2 separate regions of the Homo sapiens genome follow, and region 1 is linked to region 2. Evidence: read pairs that join two places in POLR2A ChIA-PET (ENCODE). Cell type or tissue: GM12878. All regions are shown on one strand.

Region 1 (2,500 bases), 210 kb before region 2:
AGCTTATAATCAGTGTGAAATGTTTCATTATTGCCAGATTTTTTCTTATCTGAATAAGTTGTATTCCATCCTGGAAATATATTTATCATCCCCAACTCTATTACACTCATTTTTCAAGAATACTATAGAAACTGCTTTTTTTGATGAGACATTACAGGAGTCATTAAAAAAATTAAAAAAAAAAAAAAAAGGAGGTTTCAGAAAACAAGGTCAAGAAGCCCCAGAGGAAGGCATTAGGCAAACTTCTACAGATTATTAACTATGTTGACAATGGTCAAAACAAAAACGTATTTGGAAAGCACCTTTTGTCACAACAAAACTTCATCCCAGAAAGCTACATCATGTATAATTATACACATGATCACAATTATATAAAACTAAAAAGAAATAATTAGGTACATATATGTTTCTAACTGAAAAAAAGGTTAGAAGTTGAAGTTTTAAACACTTAAATGGGAAATTCATGTGAATGTTTATTCTAGTCAGAGTTTTAAAAGATAAACTATTTATCTAAATTAAACTGTTCAGATTACAGAATACATATTTGTCAGTGACAAAATTCACATTAAGTTTCTAGACTTACACTGTCTATTCTTCTATGAATACCATCATACATGCTTTGCTTGTGGTTACACAGGTCTCAAAAGAAAAGAAATGGAAACATAGGAAATTAACAGACATTCATAAAATGAAGTGCATGTTTGTGGTCCAGGGAGTGAAATGGTGGGGCATAAACCCTTCCCAGCTTTAGCAAGGAGGTTAACCAGTGCTGTAGTTATCTGGCTTGGAGCTTCATCATGACCCTTTGAGTCCCCTCCAACCCACCCCCTGGCAAAGCAGGAGCAGCATATCAGATCCCTGCAGAGGCTAAAAGCTGAAGGCAATGCAAAGAAAAGCTTTGACATTCTGCCACTGGAGTGACAGGACAAAATTGACTGTAATAAACAACAGTTTGAGCAAGATAATTTGATGCATTGGGACCTTAAGCTTCTCCAGATGCTGAACTCAGCTTGGGATGGGAGATAAGAGGCAGTATTTACTGTCCTCAATAAAGGTTGGATGAAAGCAGAAAAAAGAAACCTCCTTGTGTAAATTGAAACCAGTTCACTAACATGCGTATCCTCAGATATGCACAGCAATTCACAAACAGAAGAGTATATACCATATTCATATATGTTATAAACACATGTAAAGCATCATACTGACACATATGTATAAAATATAACTTGTCTGTTGGCCTAATAACAGAGAGGAAAGCCAGAAAGAAAAACAAATGCATGTGAAGAATCTTTAAAATGAAAAGAGCACTCTACCAATATTAAGCTCACTTAATATCATATTGCTCCACAAGTATTACAAATAAAATGCCTCTCTGAATAACATTTCTTTTCCAAATAAACAAGCACATGCAGACACAGATTTTGACTGTGAAGATTTAATTCACAACAGAAGGATGTTGCTTATGGAGTGAGAAGTGAAATCACAGTCCCTCTGGGCACACCCAGGTGCTCTGCCAGTTTTCCATAACAAGGCTGAGTGATGTGCTTACATTTCTCAAAGACTGTTTTGTTTCAGTAAGGCCAGGTTAGGTGACTGGTAGATGTATGTCATAATGAAACAGAAGTACTATCAAACTACTGATTTTGGTTAGGATGACGAGGAACAAACAAAGAGGTTGCTTTCATTCGTGAAGATTTTCACTTAGCTATTTTTTTATATTACTTAAGTAAAAACTACAAAAACAAATAAACAAGATATCAACACAAGCATATGGCTTTGTAATTATAAGACACACTGTGTTTGTGTAATCAAGAAAGAACAATGAGAAAAGACAATCTTTCGTTTTTTGTTTGTTTCTTTGAGACAGGATCTCACTATGTTGCCCAGGCTGGTCTCAAACTCCAGGCTATCCTCCCACTTCAACCTCCTGAGTAGCTGGGATTACAGGCATATATACAACAGTGTCTGGCTGAGAAAAGACAATCTTGAGAACAATAAGTAACATTTACTGGCTGCCCATTATCGTGAAAGGAACTGAGTTGGTGACTTTACATAAATGTATCTTGCTTAAAACCTTGCAAGGTGATTATTATCAGCATCATTCTAACACTGCTGGCTAGGAGCACTGGAGCAAATTTTTCCAAGGTCATAGAGCTCATAAGTGATAGAGCAGGGATCAAATCTATGTCGGCTGAATTCTGCCAAGTTCAAAGCGTATCTCTTTCCACCCTACCTACCATCTCTCTAAGCATCACAGTAGAAACAAAGAATATGGCGCAGAAAAAGAAATCAATAAACACATATGAAGAGTCAAAGGAAAATATGCTTAAATCATATGCTGAAAAACCAGCCTAGGCAGAGAGCAGACCCTTCTCCTTGGCAAAGTTTACCAGGCATACAAGGTTCTGTTTCCTACCTACTTTATACAGTTTGATACTCTTAGAAGGATTCCATGCCAAAGCAACCACAGCAGCATGCACACCAGTCTTGCTCCTAGGGA
Region 2 (2,500 bases):
ACTAAAAATACAAAATTAGCCGGGCGTGGTGGCACATGGTTATAATCCCAGCTACTCAGGAGGCTGAGGCAGGAGAATCACTTGAACCCAGGAGGCAGAGGTTGAATTACCTGTAGTTCCCAGGGGAAGTCACTATAGCTCCGGCCACTATGCTTTACGCCCATGCTGTTTCCTCTGCCTAAAATGACCTCTACTCTTCTTTGCATAAAAAATACCTCTTTGAGGCCGGGCGCTCGTGCCTGCCATCCTAGCACTTTGGGAGGCTGAGACAAGTGGATCACTTGAGGTCAGGAGTTCAAGACCAGCCTGGCCAACACGGTGAAACCTCGTCTCTACTAAAAATACAAAAATTAGCCAGGCACAGTGGTGCATGCCTGTAGTCCCAGCTACCTGGGAGGCTGAGACAGGTGGATTGCTTGAACCTGGGAGGTGGGGGATGCAGTAAACTGAGATGGCACCACTCCACTCCAGCCTGGGAGACTGCATGAGACTCCATCTCAAGAAATACTTCTTCAGAAAACTTTCGCGACCACTGAGAATAATTTACATGCTCTTCTCCTGTGCCTCCAACCCTCTTGTACATAATTCTGTTAATACAGTGTGTTATAATTATTGGTTTGTCTTCCCTGAGAGAAAAGAAGCATTTCCCAGGCAGATCTGCAAAAATCTAAAACACATACGCCTAGGACCTATCATGATGCCTAGCAAACAGCAGGGCCTCAATGAATTTTGGTTCCATCAATCATCATATTTGATGGGATCGCTTTCAGTAAAAAAAAGAGATGCACAGATTAAGTATATTTCAGCTAACATTTGAAAAGCACCTCCTACACAGACACATAAATATACACACATACATATAAACACACATATACAAACACACGCACACATACAGAGATTGTGCACAAAAGTGGAGGAGGTTATGTATTAGGCAATGAGGAAATACCAAAATGAATATTCTTTGGACAATATGGAAATGCAGCTTGAATGTTGCAAAGTTTCTTGCATAGTCTCTTAACTTCTACACAAGATTAGCAGTCTCACTTAGGGTTCCTTATTACCCTACAACAACAGCTGGCCAGCAAAGCAACTGAATGCAACCAGCTTTTCACTTACAGGTATGATTTTCTTTTTAGTTACAAAGAAGTTCAGACAGATCAATACTCAGAAAACAAACTTTAACACTATTTTTTATTGCCTTAATAATGAGAGTTAACAAAGAGATGGTATTTCCAGACCTTACTGCTATCTGTAATTATACTGGTTATAGAAAAAATGTGTTGGCATAAATTGATAATGCTGTTGCTAAACAAAAACAACTTATTTCTTTCAAAAGGTCATAATCAGAAAGAATACTGTTTATTTCCATACTTCTGCAGGAATTTGGAAATAATGGAAAGTTCAAAACAAACTAAATACCATAAAAGGATGATACACTTTCTGAAAACAAGGCTTCAGACTCCCCAGTCTCCAAAATCTGTAATAAGCCTCAATGAAGCAGATTAAGTTTATCCTCTTAATACCACAGTATGTTATGCTCCATATATGGGCATTTTTAATACCCCTAGAGAAAATACAGACAGCAGTGTCTATGAACAGGTCCTCTTGTGTTTCAGCAGGATGTCGAGAGAGGTGTAATTCTATCTTTAAAAATCACAACAGGCTCAACGCTAGCAGTCCAAACATTATGGATACACAAAGGAGGAGGAAGAGGAAAGAAGAAAATCATTAGATGCCTGCAATGCAGTACACTGTTCTCAGAAAATATTAATAATCAGTTGATAATGGTGATAAAAACTTATCGAGATTTCAAGACTAACAAAGAGCTACAGAATAGTTTAGAAGGTAAAGAAAAGTAAAAAAGCAAAGGATTTTTCATTATTTCAGCCACTGAGCTCAATTATGGAATGAAGAACAAATAAAAGTTCAGATTTTTAAAGGACAGAATTTTTATGACTAATGTTTTGGTCCTAAAGGTCTTTCCCTTTGGGCCAGGCATAGTAGCTCATTCCTGTAATCCCAGCTCTTTGGGAGGCCAAGGCACAAAGGATTCCCTTAGTTAAGGAGTTCAAGACCAGCCTGGGCAACAGAGCAAGACCCTATCTCTACAAAAACTAAAAAAATTAGTTGGGCATGGTAGTGTGCACCTGTAGTTCTAGCTATTTGGGAGGCTCAGGCAGGAGGATCACTAGACCCCAGGAGTTGAGGTTACAGTGAGCTATGATTGCACCACTGCACTAGAGCCAGGGCAACAGAGTAAGACCTTGTTTCTTTAAAAAAAAAAAAAAAAAAAAAAGTGACCTTCACTCAAGGTACAGTCAAACAGAACTGAAATTCTATAATTAAAATTAGAAAATTTTGTCTTTAAAACTTATACAAGCACAGATGATGCCCGACTTACAATGGCTCAACTTAGGATTTTTCAACTTTATGACGGTGTGAAAGCGATACGCATTCAGTAGAAACCATACTTCCAGTAAACATACACCATTCTGTTTTT

Evidence for each region. ChIA-PET counts read pairs that join two places held together with the same protein. Peaks named below come from ENCODE experiments on the same cell type or tissue, not always from the same donor. Only the 100,000 strongest peaks of a DNase experiment are listed, where the experiment ranks them.
Region 1: POLR2A ChIA-PET joins it to region 2 with 5 read pairs; 2 of 35 experiments call an interaction of 5 or more read pairs at or near these places.

The regions. Positions count from the first base shown.
Region 1 is chr6:21,156,792-21,159,291 of GRCh38, reverse strand. The region is part of intron 13 of CDKAL1 (CDKAL1 threonylcarbamoyladenosine tRNA methylthiotransferase); the gene reads right to left. Among named protein-coding and RNA genes, the nearest start is that of LINC00581, 350 kb to the left of the region's middle. In GM12878, no CTCF peak of the experiment used is centred here; DNase peaks (open chromatin) are centred at 261 and 1,551; H3K27ac peaks cover 1,417 bases.
Region 2 is chr6:20,947,807-20,950,306 of GRCh38, reverse strand. The region is part of intron 9 of CDKAL1 (CDKAL1 threonylcarbamoyladenosine tRNA methylthiotransferase); the gene reads right to left. Among named protein-coding and RNA genes, the nearest start is that of CDKAL1, 410 kb to the right of the region's middle. In GM12878, no CTCF peak of the experiment used is centred here; no DNase peak of the experiment used is centred here.